Linked DNA regions of Homo sapiens: all the other regions are linked to region 1. Evidence: chromatin loops called from intact Hi-C (ENCODE). Cell type or tissue: IMR-90. All regions are shown on one strand. Region 1 holds the start of SPNS1 (SPNS lysolipid transporter 1, lysophospholipid). Region 2 has its middle 87 kb from the start of LAT. Region 3 holds the start of LOC124903676 (a long non-coding RNA gene).

Evidence for each region. A loop is a pair of places that touch in the nucleus more often than their neighbours do. Peaks named below come from ENCODE experiments on the same cell type or tissue, not always from the same donor. Only the 100,000 strongest peaks of a DNase experiment are listed, where the experiment ranks them.
Region 2: it touches region 1 in a loop (8-fold over the local background); 2 of 110 quality-filtered maps call a loop at or near these places.
Region 3: a loop joins it to region 1, with 23 times the contacts of the local background. A loop is called at or near these places in 3 of 110 quality-filtered maps.

What each region holds. Positions count from the first base shown.
Region 1 is chr16:28,971,285-28,976,284 of GRCh38, reverse strand. It overlaps SPNS1 (SPNS lysolipid transporter 1, lysophospholipid), which reads right to left and starts at 1,507. Exons shown (of 12, transcript NM_032038.3): 1 at 893-1,507; 2 at 728-793. The coding sequence starts at 1,133. RefSeq lists a silencer at 1,151-1,240, a cis regulatory region at 1,277 and enhancers at 1,193-1,362, 1,461-1,570, 1,651-1,770. In IMR-90, a CTCF peak has its summit at 2,174 (motif pointing left); DNase peaks (open chromatin) are centred at 1,584 and 2,134; H3K4me3 peaks cover 1,806 bases; H3K27ac peaks cover 1,343 bases.
Region 2 is chr16:29,070,039-29,075,038 of GRCh38, reverse strand. It overlaps the pseudogene RRN3P2. Among named protein-coding and RNA genes, the nearest start is that of LAT, 87 kb to the right of the region's middle. RefSeq lists an enhancer at 126-325. In IMR-90, no CTCF peak of the experiment used is centred here; no DNase peak of the experiment used is centred here; H3K4me3 peaks cover 83 bases; H3K27ac peaks cover 32 bases.
Region 3 is chr16:29,254,484-29,259,483 of GRCh38, reverse strand. It overlaps LOC124903676 (a long non-coding RNA gene), which reads left to right and starts at 705. Exons shown (of 2, transcript XR_007065049.1): 1 at 705-812; 2 at 2,013-3,440. In IMR-90, a CTCF peak has its summit at 1,972 (motif pointing right); no DNase peak of the experiment used is centred here; H3K27ac peaks cover 1,257 bases.

The sequences.
Region 1 (5,000 bases):
TTTATTTATTTATGAGATGGAGTCTCGCTCTGTCACCCAGGCTGGAGTGCAGTGGTGCGATCTCGGCTCACTGCAACCTCTGCCTCCCGGGTTCAAGTAACTCTCATGCCTCAGCCTCCCAAGTACCTGGGATTACAGGCGCTCGCTACCATGCCTGGCTAATTTTTGTATTTTTAGTACAGATGGGGTTTCGTCATGTTGACCAGGCTGGTCTTGAACTCCTAACTTCAAGTGATCCACTCATCTTGGCCTCCCAAAGTGCTGGGACTACAGGCGTGAGTCACCACACCCAACCCTCCTGCCATTATTTACTGGGTGTCTACCATGTGCCAAACACTGCACTAGGCCCTTCACAGACAATCTTTTAGTTAATCTTCACATCAGTCCTAAGAGATGATTCGTGTTATTACTTGTTCCATCTTATAGACAAGGAAAATGAGGCTTAGAGAGGTTGAGTGCCTTGCCTACCATCACACAATAAGTGGAAGAGCTGAGATTTAAACCCAGGTCTGTCTTCACCTGGGTGAAGTTATACTTAGTTATACTAAACTGACTCCCTCTTTAAATGTGGTGTCCCGCTGACCCCCGAGCAACATCAGGGCCATCACCTCCCCTAACTGGCCACAAAACCTCCATTAATGAGCCCCTAGACAGGCCAGCGCGTGGCCCCACTTGAGACAGAACAGAAGGAGGAGCGGCTGTGTGACCAGGAGTGGTCCCCACTCACCGGTCTGGATGAGCCCAGAGCTACTGTCCCCGATGTTGAAGAACTGCTCGATGTCGGGAAGGACGCCTGAGGAGAAAATTCAGGATGGTCCGGCAAAGCAGCGCCACCCTCGGGACCCTGGCTCCCCTCTCCTAGACTATCTTCCTCCCAGAAGTGAGTCCCTACCAGCCACGGTGAAGCGGTCCATGTAGTTCAGGAGATTGATGTAGCACAGCACCGCCACTATGAGAGCCGAACGGCCGGGAGACAGGCCGGTGATGCGCTGCAGCCCCTCCTGGTCCGGGACCTCGGGCTCCTCGGACTTCGGGTTCCCCGTGGACCCTGGCAACCCCGGGGTGCCAGGCACTGGCCCGTCGTCCGGGTCATCCGCCTGGCTGAGGAAGGGCGCGGTGTCGGACCCGGCCATGGTCCCGGGGGGCCGCGCCCGCCCGCGCTCCGGTCCCACCGACGATCCCACCTGCGAGGGGAGGAGGCTGGAGAAAGGAGGATGGACCGAACACAGGCGAGGGAAGTGCGCCCGGAGACGGGGAGCTTGCCCTGAAGCACAGAGCACCACTGAGAAGGGACCCGGGCCCTGTCACGCCTCCCCGTCTCAGTAGACACACAGCGCGGAGGGGACGTGCGGAATACACGTGATGTCGGGGACAGGAGCGGGCTGAAGAGGGCACGATCCCACGCGGAGGCCACCCCTCACCCGGGGTAGGAGCCCGCTGCACTTGCTGTCGCTCAGCCCGGGCGCTGCACCACGGCAGCCGCCATGTTGCTTAAAGCCGGTCATGTGACGCGGGAGCCAGGGTGGAAGGGGTCCCCGCGGGCAAGCCTTCGACACGTGACCTGCCACCCGACTACGGAAGCCTCTTGGGCGTTCCGCCCGGGCTCACATGTCATGTGACGGCCGGCCGGTCGCCGGAGTAACCAGGAACTTTCCCAGACCCTGCGGTCCCTGGAGCGTCAAAAAGAGCGTCCCCGTGACTAGGTGGAGTCGCCTGCCCTTCCGAATCTCAGCTGTCTTATCTGGAACCCCCACGTGGCAGACTCCATCTTCATCAAACGGGATAATGGGGTCTCAAAAGGTTTTGGAAGTAGTAGATACCTCTAAAAGCCAAGGAGCAGCCCTAGTTCTCGGGAACCATCCTGTCTTCCTCCCAGGGTCTGGTTGGCGGCTTTTTACTCTCAATAAAGGATGGATGGATGGATGGATAAATGGATGGATGGAGCTTGAGCAGCGCGATGGATGGAGGATTGGAGGGACGGAGGGATGGACGGACGGACGGATGGAGCTTGAGCAACGCCCCGCCCTTTGTTGAGATTCCCCAACCCTGCTAGCCTTGTAAACTCCTGAGCCTTCACCGTGGACACTTAAATACCTATTAAAGGAAGCGTCTCCACCCGCCGCTCCTGGAGCATATTTTTCCTCACTCCAATCGGGATTGGAGCCCTTGCGCCCTCCGGTGGGCTTTTGTAGGGCAGGCAGGAGCTCCTAGCCTAAGGAGACTCCCAGCTGCAGGACTAGGGTCAAAGGGATAACTTGGGAGTGGTTCTTTAGTGGCACCCTATAATCTCCAAGCTACATCTAATAAAGCACTCTAAGTAAAATTAGTATAGTTCTGTGCAAATACAGCTTCAAGACCCATCTTTCAACCAGCCCTTAAAGGCCCTCTACTGAAATCCTGGAATCTCGTGGGGAGAGCATCCCCCAACCCCAAAACGCCTTGTTAGAAACTATTTCGAGTCCGAATACCCATAATTGGCTTTAACCCCCCCCCCCCCCCCATATTAGGTGCCTCGTGTTTCAGAACCTTAAGCTTGGTTTCCCCTGGCGGACAGGAACTTCAGGTTGCAGGCATTTAATTCCCTCAACAAGATATTATTGAACATGTATGTGCCTGGCATTTTACCAGGTTTCAGGGAAAGGCAGACTTACTCCCTTCCCTCGTGGAGCTTATCTAGAGAGTGATACGCATTGTAAATTGCACCTCTGAAGTGAAAAGGCAAGCCACAGGTTGAATGAAAATATTTACAAAGCATCTATCTGCCAAAGGACTTGTATCCATGTAAAGAACTCTTTTTTTTTTTCTTTCTTTCTTTTTTTGGAGACAGACGCTTGCTCTGTCACCCAGGCTGGAGCTGGAGTGTAGTGGCGGGATCTCGGCTCACTGCAACCTCCACTTCCGGGGTCCAAGCGATTCTTGTGCCTCAGCCTCCCAAGTAGCTGGGATAACAGGCACGTGCCACCACACCCGGCTAATTTTTTGTATTTTTGGTAGAGATGGGCTTTCAGCAGGTTGGCCAGGCTGGTCTTGAACTCCTGACCTCAAGTGATCTGCCCGCCTCAGCCTCCCACCGTGCTGGGATTACAGGGGTGAGCCACCATGCCCAGTGTCATTTTAATTTTTATATTTGTAGAGATGAGTTATCGCTATGTTGTCCAGGCTAGTCTGGAACTCCTGAACTCAAGCAATCCTCCCACCTCATCCTCCCAAAATGCTAGGACTACAGGTGTGAGCCACTGCACCCAGCTCTTTTGTCCATTTTAAAAATTGTGTTTTTGGCCAGGCACAGTGGCTCATGCCTGTAATCCTAGCCCTTTGGGAAGCTGAGGTGGGAGGATCACTTCAGCCCAGGAGTTCAAGATCAGCCTGGGCAACAAAGCAAGACTCATCTCTACAAAAAAACTAAATAAATAAAAATTAAATATACACTTCCCATATGACCCAGCAATTCCACTCCTAGGTAACCACCAATGAGAAATGAAAACGTGTCCAAACAAAAACCTGTATATGAATGTTCATAAATGCATTATTCATAATAGCCCAAAAATGAAAAGAATCCACATGTCCATCAACAGGGGCATAATCTATTCATACAACGGGAATAGCTTAACAAGAAAAAGGAATGAACTGTCAGAGACGTTCGGACCAGAGTGACTCCATCTTGAGTGACGGTTAGGAAAATAAGGCTGGGACTTGCTGGACTGAATTACAGAAAGTAAGGCATTCCTAGACTCGACATGTTTATGGTTAAGGAAACAATAACGTTTACTAGGCCGGGCGCAGTGGCTCACGCCTGTAATCCCAACACTTTGGGAGGGCGAGGCGGGTGGATCACAAGGTCAGGAGTTCAAGACCAGCCTGGCCAAGATGGTGAAAACCCATCTCTACTAAAAACACACACAAAAAATTAGCCAGACGTGGTGGTGGGCGTCTGCAATCCCAGCTACTCGGGAGGTTGAGGCAGAGAACTGCTTGAACCCAGGGGGCAGAGGCTGCAGTGAGCCGAGATTGTGCCACTGCACTCCAGCCTGGGCAACCGTGTGAGACACCGTCTCAAAAAAAAAAAAAAAAAATTAGCCGGGCATGGTAGCACACACCTGTAATCCCAACTACTCAGGAGGCTGAGGCAGAAGAATCACTTGAACCTGGGAGGCAGAGGCTGCAGTGAGTTGAGAGAGCACCACTGCACTCCCACCCGGGCAACAAGAGCAAAACTCCATCTCAAATAATAATAATATAATGTTTACTAAACAGACCCAGACTTGGGAGTGTCCAGATATCCCAATATATGGAGAACAAAGCATTCCTAATTTTGCTTTAAAGATAACAATATTGATTCTTGCTAAATATAGTAATTAAGAAAATTAGCCGGGCGCAGTGGCTTATGCCTGTAATCCCAGCACTTTGGGAGGTCAAGGCAGGCGGATCACGAGGTCAGGAGTTCAAGGCCAGCCTGGCCAACATGGTGAAACCCCATCTCTACTAAAAATACAAAAATTAGCTGGGCATAGTGGCGTGTTCCTGTAATCCCAGCTACTCAGGAGGCTGAGGCAGGAGAATTGCTTAAATTGGGACCCAGGAGGCGGAGGTTGCAGTGAGCCAAGATCGTGCCACAGCACTCCAGCCTGGGCGACAGAGCGAGACTCCATCTCAAAAAAAAAAAAAAAAAAAATCCTTTATCACAAACCCTTGTAGCAGAGCACATCTCCCCATATATATGAGTCTTGTACATAAGGTGGATGCCTTCCCCTTCTTACTTTCAGGAATGTCCTACTCTGTCTATGGAGTAGCTGTACTTTCACCAGTTTACTTTTTTTTTTTTTTTTTTTTGAGACGGAGTCTCACTCTGTAGCCCAGGCTGGAGTGCAATGGCATGATCTCAGCTCACTGTAACCTCTGCCTCCCAGGTTCAAGTGAGTCTCCTGCCTCAGCCTCCCAAGTAGCTGACATTATAGGCCCCAACCATCTCGCCCAGCTAATTTTTGTATTTTTAGTAAAGA
Region 2 (5,000 bases), 99 kb before region 1:
CGCCATTGGGCCGAACTAACGCGACCGCTGCGCCTCAGGCCGGATGCCCAGCTCCTTCCAGCCACAGCCTCTGTCCCGGAAGTTGCGCGTGCCAGCGCAACCTTCAGACAATCAGGGGCCCCGTGAGCCACCGCACCCGGCCAAACTTAAATTTTTAAAAGAGGAACAGAAGTCAGCCAGACCAACAAAAGAGCGACTGGTGTTCCAAGCATAGGAAACAGAGGAAACAGAGGCCAAAACCTCGGGACTGTGGAGGATGTAGAGGGAGAGCAGGGGCTGCCCCTACTCTCAGGGAGGGGGAAAGGTTGCAACTTTGGAAACTGTACAGGCCTATCAAAAATACAAAAATATCCAGCCTGGGTGACACGGTGAAACTCCATCTCTACAAAAAACTTAAAAAATAAAAATAATAAAAATTATCTGGGTGTGATGGCACATACCTGTAGTCCCAGCTACTCGGGAGGCTGAGGATTGCTTGAGCCTGGGAGATAGCACCACTGCACTCCTGCTTGGGCAACAGAGTGAGACCCTGTCTCGAAATAAATAAATAAATTTTTTTAAATGCATATGTATGGGCCCGGCGCAGTGGCTCATGCCTGTTATCCCAACACTTTGGGAGGCCGAGGCAAGTGGATCACCTGAGGCCAGAAGTTTGAGACCAGCCTGGCCAACATGACAAAACCCTGTCTCTACTAAAAATACAAAATTAGCCAGACATGGTGGCAGTGCCTGTAATCCCAGCTACTTGGGAGGCCAAGGCAGGAGAATAGCTTGAACCCAGGAGGCAGAGGTTGCAATGAGCCAAGATTGTGCCATTGCACTCCAGCCTGGGTGAGGAGTGAAACTGTGTCTCAAAAAAAAAAAAAAAAAAGGGTGTGTGTGTGTGTGTGTGTGTGTGTGTGTGTGTGTGTTTATATGTATCTCTCTCCAGGAGTTCAAGACCAGCCTGGGCAACATATGATGGTGCATACCTGTAGTCCCAGCTACTTGAAAACTGAGGAGGGAGGATCGCTTGAGCCCTGGAGGTCAAGGCCGCAGTGAGCTGTGATTGCACCCCTGCACTCCAGCCTAGACAACAGATCTAGACCCTATTTCACAAAATAAAATACAGCAATTTGGTTTTTATGTTTTTTGTGTTTTTTTTGAGACAGAGTCTCGCTCTGTCACCCAGGCTGGAGTACAGTGTCGTGATCTCGGCTCACTGCATCCTCTGATTCCCAGGTTCAAGCGATTCTTGTGCCTCACCCTCCCCAGTAGCTAGGATTACGGGCATGCACCACCATGCCCTGCTAATTTTTGTATTTTTAGTAGAGACAGGGTTTCACCATGTTGGCCAGGCTGGTCTTGAACTCTTGACCTCAAGTGATCCACCCACCTTGGCATCCCAAAGTGCTGGGATTACAGGCATGAGCCACCACGCCCCGCCAGCAGTTTGTTAAACATAAACCATAGCTCTGTTTTGCAACAGTGTAAAATCAGTAACTGTCTTTCCTGAGTCTCTATTTGGTCCTTACTGAGTTCCTTGGGAATGTTGGACAGGAATCATCTGTGTCTCAAGGACAGAGGAAATAATTGCACCCTAGCTCACAAAGATACTTCAATACTTCAAGATAACGGTTTAAATGAGAATCTCTTCTTCACTTCCAAGGCAAAGCAAAGCAAAAACAAAAAGCAACAATAGCAAAACAGCAATTTGACAATTATCTGTTTTGTTTTGTTTTGGTTTGAGACAGGATCTCATTGTCTAGCCCAAGTTAGAGCGCAATGGCGCGATCACAGCTCGTTGCAGCCTCGGGCTCCTACAGCTTATGCAATCCTCTCACCTCAGCCTCCCAAACCCACACCACCAAGCCCAGCTAATTTTTTGTATTTTTGGTAAATACGAGGTCTCACTTTGTTGCCCAGGCTGGTCTTGAACCCCCGGCCCAAGTGATCCTCCCACCTTGGCCTCCCAAAGTGTGTCTCCCCACCTATACTCCCATTCTTTCCCTTAAAAAAAGTCTGAGTCTGGGTGCAGTGGCTCACACCTGTAATGCCAGAGCTTTGGGAGGCTGAGGCAGGAGGATAACTTGAAGCCAGGAGTTTGAGACCAGCCCAGGCAACACAGCCAGACTCCGTCTCTACAAATAACACTTTTAAAAAACTTACCCAGGATACCCAAAGGACTATAAATCGTGCTGTTTTAAAGACACATGCACACGTATGTTTATTGCGGCATTATTCACAATAGCAAAGACTTGGAACCAACCCAAATGTCCAACAATGATAGACTGCATTAAGAAAATGTGGCACATATATGCCATGGAATACTGTGCAGCCATAAAAAATGATGAGTTCACGTCCTTTGTAGGGACATGGATGAAATTGGAAATCATCATTCTCGGTAAACTATCGCAAGAACAAAAAACCAAACACTGCATATTCTCACTCATAGGTGGGAATTGAACAATGAGAACACATGGACACAGGAAGGGGAACATCACACTCTGGGGACTGTTGTGGGGTGGGGGGAGGGGGGAGGGGGGAGGGATAGCATTGGGAGATACACCTAATGCTAGATGACGAGTTAATGGGTGCAGCACACCAGCATGGCACATGTATACATATGTCACTAACCTGCACATTGTGCACATGTACCCTAAAACTTAAAGTATAATAATAATAAATAAAAAATAAAAAATAAAAAAACTTACCCAAGCATGGTGGCACATGCCTGTAGTTCCAATTATTTGGCAGACAGAGGTGGGAGAATCACTTGAACCCAGGAGTTGGAGGCTGCAGTGAGCTATGACTGCACCACGACACTCTCTGGCCTGGGTGACAAAGCAAAATCTCATCTCTTAAAAAAAAAAAAAAAGGGGAAAAAAGCTTGACATGTACAAAATAATATGTTAATGTAAGTTATAAGAACATAATGGGCCGGGCGCAGCGGCTCCCGCCTGTAATCCCAGCACTTTGGGAGGCCGAGGCAGGTGGATCACGAGGTCAGGAGATCGAGACCATCCTGGCTGACACGGTGAAACCCCGTCTCTACTAAAAATACAAAAAAAAAAAAAAAAAAAAAAAATTAGCCGGGCGTGGTGGCGGGCACCTGTAGTCCCAGCTACTTGGGAAGCTGAGGCAGGAGAATGGCATGAACCCGAGAGGTGGAGCTTGCAGTGAGCCGAGATCGCACCACTGCACCCCAGCCTGGGCAACAGAGTCAGACTCTGTCTCAAAAAAAAAAAAAAAAAAGAACATAATGAACACCTGTGAACATATCACCCAATTTAAGAAGCCGAACATTAACTAGGACAATTGACACTTACTGTGTGCTGCTCTCGGATCCCACCTTCTACCTGCTTTCCTCCCAATGGCACAATCTCAGCTTACTGCAACCTCCACCTCCCCGGTTTAAGTGATTCTCCTGCCTCAGCTGGGATTACAGGCGTGCGCCACTTGCCTGGCTAATTTTTTGTATCTTTAGTAGACATGAGGTTTCACCATGTTGGTCAGGCTGGTCTCAAACTCCTGATCTCAGATGATCTACTTGACTCAGCCCCTCAAAGTGCTGGGATTACAGACGTGAGCCACCATGCCTGGCCTAGATTTTATATTTCTTCTTAAGTTTGGTGTTTAAATACCCCTAGGAATTTGTTCCTTTCATCTAATTTGTTGGCATACAACTGTTCATAGTATTCCCTGATAATTCTTTTACTTATCTAATGTTGGTAGTGATGTCTCCTCTTTTGCTCCTGTTTTGCAGTTTGAGTCTCCTCTGCTTTTTTCTTGGTCAGTCCATCTAAAGGTTCATCAATTTTATGGATTTTTCAAAGAACCAAATTATTTTGGTTTTACTTACTTCCTCTATTTTTTATTCTCTGCTGCATTTATTTCTGCTCATCTTTATTATCTTTCTTTTTTTTTTTTTTTGAGACGAAGTCTCTTGTCGCCCAGGCTGGAGTGCAGTGGTGAGATCTCAGCTCACTGAAAACTACGCCTCCTGGGTTCGAGCGATTCTTGTGCCTCAGCCTCCTGAGTAGCTGGGACCACAGGCATGTGCCACCATGCCTGGCTAATTTTTTTATTTAGCAGAGACAGGCTTTCACCATGTTGGCCAGGATGGTGTCAAACTCCTGGCCTCAAGCTGTCTGCCCGCTTCAGCCTCCCTAAACTGGGATTACAGGTGTGAGTAATCCTCTGCCTCTGGGAGGCAGAAGTTGCAGTGAGCCAAGATCACACCACTGTACTACAGCCTGTGCAACAGAGCGAGACTCCACCTCAAAAAAAAAAAAAAATTAGCCGGACATGGTGGCACATATCTGTAGTTCCAGCTGCTTGGGGGACTGAGGCAGGGGGCTTGCTTGAGCCTAGGAGGTCAAGGCTGCTATAACCCATGTTTATGCCACTGCACTGCAGCCTGGGCAACAAAGTGAGAACCTGTCTCAAAATAAAAATAAAAATAAGTAAATAGGCCAGGCATGGTGGCGCATGCCTGTAATCCCAGCACTTTGAGAGGCTGAGGTGTGAGGATCATGAGGTCAAGAGTTTGAGACCAGCCTGGCCAACATAGTGAAACCCTGTCTCTACCAAAAATACAAAAATTAGCCAGGTGTGGTGGTGGGCACCTGTAGTCCCAGCTACTCGGGAGGCCAAAGCAGGAGAATCGTTTGAACCCGGGAGGCAGAGGTTGCAGTGAGCCGAGATCATGCCATTGCACTCCAGGCTGGGTGACAGAGTGAGACTCCGTCTCAAAAAAAAAAAAAAAAAAAAAAGGAAATAAATATAGCTTCCTAGGGGATTCTGTTTGCAGAGTGTGTCAAGAATATGAAGCCCAGAATTCAAGACTGCATTATGGACTGTGAAGGCTGAGGAGGGCTGTGAGGAAAGAGTGGGTAGGTTAAAGGAGCAGAGGCAACTGTCATGCCCTTTGGCTCTTCTATAGGAAAAGAGGAAAGAGTGAGCCTTGGGCTGTGTTTTGTGAGGGAATAGTGCCCTCCCTTTGTGGGTAAGCAAAGTTG
Region 3 (5,000 bases), 280 kb before region 1:
GGGGAGCTGTTGACGCCACCTCCCAAAGTGGTGTCTCTCTCATTGACCAGCCGTATTGGGTGGGGGAGGTTCTTAAAATCTGTGTTCTAAACATCCAGGTAATCACTGAAACAGCCCGATGGCTGTGCAGGGCAATCCGTTCATCCTGCCCTCAGATTGAGGCTGGGAAAGAAGTGGCAGGACTCAGCGTGATTTCATGCTCTAGTTTTCTTGAACCTGGGAACTGTTGCAGCCTCAGCAGGGACCTTGCCGTCAACGTTGGCAGTGCCCAGCCTTTGCGTGGTCGAGGTCTGAGGGCCAGACACCCTCCTCGCGCCCGCCCTGCCTTCCCTCCAGGCTCCAGGTCCAGGAGGCTGCCCGGAGGGTCCACCATGCCTAGGTCCATGCAGAGGGTGGCAGCAGGGAGATTGGGGCCGGGTGTTCATTCTCTGGCTCCTGCGGCTTGGCTGCACCCCAAAAAGCCCATCACGGCACCTTCAGACTTTACTGTTATTGGCTCAATAATAGCCCCCAAAGATGCCCACATCCTAATCCCAGATCCTGGGAATATGTTCCCTGGTGATATTTACATGCAGACGTGACTGAGCAGGTGAGTAAGTGAAGGCTCTTGAGATGGGAGTGGCCCTGGGTTGTCCTGGTGGCTCAGTGTCATCCCAGGGTCCTTGAAGAGGGAGGCAGGGAGAGTCACCGCAGGAGCAGGTGTGAGAAGGAACACAGAGTCAGAGAGAAATGGAAAGAGGCTGCGCTGCTGGCCTGGAAGGTGGAGGAAGGGCCATGAGCCGAGGAGTGCAACGGCCTCAGAGGCCACAAAGGTAAGAAAAGGACCCTCCCCTGGAGGTCCCAGGAGGAACCGGCCCTCACACACCCTGATTTTAGCCCAGCGAGGTGTGTGCCAGACTTCTGACCTCCAGAGCTGACAGAGCTGTGAGCCTGTGGTCATCTCGTCGCAGCCCCATGGCACTGACACACCTGTCCTCTTTGGATTCCAAGAAAGGACACCACCCCAGTCCCACCCCAGCCTTCAGGCTTAGGGCGATGGGGCTTCTCTTTCACAGGGTCCTCGGTCCCTTCACACAGGTTCCCTGAGCCCCGCCCAAACCTTTTCAGCACTGTGAAGCCCTCCTCCAGGTGCTGTCTCCCTCCTGCTGGGCTCTGACCAATGTGGTCCTGTTCCTCCTGTTTGGGCAACAGTGTTGCCTTCCCCTGCTACCCTGGAAGTCCCCCAGGCAATTCCATCCATGGGTTCTGATGAGCATGAACCAACTGGCATGACCACCAGGAGCCACCATCTCTCCAGCCCGGGAAGGGCTTGTGTGTGTTGGGGGAGGGGAGGGCACGTGCGGCTGGTCTGAGGTTTTCTCCCGTGTGAAATGTCAGATTCCCAGGACTTTTAGAGTTCCAGGCATGTGTCCTGGGTCCCTTCGCCAGAGCCTACACCAAAGGCTCTGGCCCATGGCACCTGGCACTCACCGTCCCCAGCATGCTGACAGCTCCCGCTGTGAGAGTCGGGGCCTCTGCCAGGCAGCTTGCTCCCTGTCCACAGGAGAGGCCACGGGGCCAGGGAGGGAGGCCATGGGAGCAGCTGCTTCAGCAGCGTGTGGGGACTGCGGGACAGATGCCCACTCCTTGGTACGTTCCATGTTCCACTCCTCTGGGGGCGTCCCCGGAGGCTCAGAGCCCAGTTACCCACAGCGACACCTGCTCATCAGCCCTCATCAGCTCCTTTCCCACCCAACTTGCCCACTCCTTGGTGCGTTCCATGTTCCGCTCCTCTAGGGGAGTCCCCAGAGGCTCAGAGCCCAGTTACCCACAGTGACCCCTGCTCATCAGCCCTTAACAGCTCCTTCCCTGCCTGACTTGCCCACTCCCCAGGGCTGCCTGGGGTCACCCCCAAATCTTGCTCCCAAGGCCTGCCTCTGGGGGCCCAGGCCCAGAGGCCAGAGGCCGCCTCAGCAATCCTGAAGCAGACAGCAGATGGCAGCCTTGGATCAGCCCTTTCTGGCTGTTTCCAGGCTCCAGCTGAAGGTGGAAGGGTGGTTCTGCTGTGTTCTCTTCCTTGGAATTTCTGGGAAAACCACGAGCGGGACTAGAACCCAAAATCTTCATTCCATCGTCAATGAAAGCCAAAGACACCTGGACCTTGGAAACAGTCTGAGCCTTCCTGATGGAGAGCGGATGAGGACCGGAGGGAAAGGGACACCGGACTTTGGAAACAGTCTAAGCCTTCCCGATGGAGAGTGGATGAGGACCGGAGAGAAAGGGCCCTGAGAAAGTAGGCTGCTGCCCTGGATCCCAGACCCAACCAGAGTGGCACAGAGTCCTCCAGAACAGAGCGTGCCCCCGGGAGAGCCACCGGCCCTGCTGCACCTGCTGGGGTGTCCCTGCTGTTCACCCTCCCTGGGCTCCTGGACCACAGCGGGGCAGAGTGGAGGAGGAGGTGTGCACAGAGGCACCATTGTTGTGGGAAGCAGTTTGTTGGTGAGGAGGGAGCTGCGGTCCTGCATGACATCCACACGTGTGACATCCACACGCGTGAAATCAGCACACACGCGTGACATCCACACGCGTGACACCCACATGCGTGACACCAGCACACACGTGACATCCACGCACATGACATCAGCACACACGTGTGACATCCACACGCGTGACATCAGCACACGTGTGCCATCCACACATGTGACATCAGCACACACGCATGACATCCACACTTGTGACAGCACACACGCACACACACTCATCATTCAGACAGGACTAGCACAAGAACCGCACGGAATGACCACAGAGGGTCTTGGCGGGAACGGAAAACAAGCTGCCTCCAACCTCGTGCAGCCTCTTTTTCCTCCAGATCATCGCTAAGTCCTCCCAGGGCTGGTGTGCCCGAGAAGCAGGAGGGTTCCCGAGAGCAGCTTTTTGCTCCCAGGAGTGGCAGGTTCCTGCCGCCTGACAGGCTGCTCGCGGAGGAGGCTGGAGCCAGCACAAACGCCATGTCTTGTCGAGACCTTCACTAGAGTCTCTCCGGTTGTTTTTTTTCTCGAGAAAAATATTGGAAAATTGGTGAAAATATTTACATCGATTTTATCTCTTTATCTTGGTTTGACTTTTTTATTCTCCTTTAAGTTGATTCATTTTTAGTGAAGTGCAAAATAAATTCTCATGTTTGAAGTTTTGGAAAAGTCTGCAGTCCCAGGGAGGTGATGGGTTAAATGCTGTTTGTTGACTGTGGACTGCAGATGGCTCAGCTCTTACCTTGACAAGGACGGTGAGGACGGCAGACATGGGCGCCCGGCTGCTGTGCCTCCCTCCCTGCCTGGCTTCTGCCTGATGCTGCTGCTGAGCCCCCGAATTGCCTCACCAGACCCCGTCCACCCAGACACTGGGAGCCCATGGCCAAACTGGTGTGTCTTGCATTAAAAATAAAACCCATTTATGACATCTGACACAGGCAAGCCTCCCAGGAGTTGTATGAAAATTGTTTTCCAGGTCAATCCCAACTATTGAAACAATTCACAGGGGGAGCAAAGCAAGGCCGGAAGGAAACTCTCCAGAAGATGAGTAAGAGCTGGCTTTGGTGTCTTTTTGGTCCTTTATCTACTTTTATGTGTTTTCCAAATTTCTCATAATGAGAATATTTTGCAAAAAAACAGAAGTTGCCAGGTTTGGACACTCAGGATGAGCTTTCAAAATCAGTTACAGAAAATATTCTCCTCCCTAGGGGTGCGTCTCTGCTTTAATCAGCTTGTCTGAGAGTAGAGAGTAAACCACCATTGCCGTGCCCTCTCCTCTGCTCTGACAGGGCTGCTATCGGGCTTATCTCAGGAATCCCGCAGTAGTCCTGCGGGGCAGGTGCCATTGTAAGGCAAGGCCCCAGAACACACACCCCAGGGCCCAGACCCAGCGCCCATGCCAGGCGCCGTGTGTGCTGTCTCACGGGACCCACAGGGCGACCTGCGCAGTGGGGCCCTCATCCCGTTGCTCGGAGCCTGTGAAGCTGGCAGGCAGCACCAAGGAGCGAGGCAGGGTCCCCCTGCTCCACAGCCCACACCCTCCCAGTGAGCCAAACAGTGTCCTCCAAAGCCACGTCTTCCTGCGACCTCAGAAGGTGGGTTTATTTGGAAAGAGGGTCTTTGCAGGCGTGATCAGTTCAGCTTAGACGAGGTCATACTGGATCAGGGGCCCTAAATGCAACGGTGGGTGTCCCCATAAGAAAAGGAGGAGCCACATGAAGACATGGAAGGAAGAACGCCCTGTAACGATGGAGGCGGAGCCTGGCGGGGTGCACCTGTGAGCCAAGGTCCCCTAAGGACGGAGGCAGAGCCTGGCGGGGTGCACCGGCGTACCGGGGAACGCCGAGGATGGCTGGCACCCCCGGGCAGGCTCCTTGATGCCAGCCCTCTGCTTTCAGGGCTGTGGGGGATACGTTTCTGTTGTTTTAAGCCTCCGGTGTGTGGCATTTGTTACAGCGGTGACGGGAAACAACATCTCCATCATTGTTGGGGACGTCACCACAGAGACGAAAATATGGAAAATACACATCAAGGCAGGCACCCTTGGGAGGGAGAAGGGGAGATGGGGACACAGGGAGACGGGGCAGTGGGGAGACTCGAGGGAGGGAGAAGGGGCGGGGGCCAGGCCGGGGGCCGGGAGACAGGGAGAAGGGGAGACGGGGAGATGGGGAGATGGGGAGATGGGGAGACAGGGAGACAGGGAGACGGGGAGACAGGGAGAAGCTGAGGGAGGGACTGGAGGCCGGTGTCGGCCTCCCAGGCTAGGAGCCAGGAGACAGAGAGAAGGGGTGGGGGCAGCCTGAGGCCAGGCACGGCTGAGTGGCGGTTGACGGGTCCTCCCGGCCTCCTTCCATCCTCCTTCCTCCCCCTTCCCCGCTTCCTCTCTCTTCCTGTGTTAGAATTGTTCCCGGCCCTGGGGAGACAGTGGGAACAAGACTAGTCAGGTGCCCGCCCTTATGTATCCCCACGACGGGCAAGGGGCTTTCAGACACA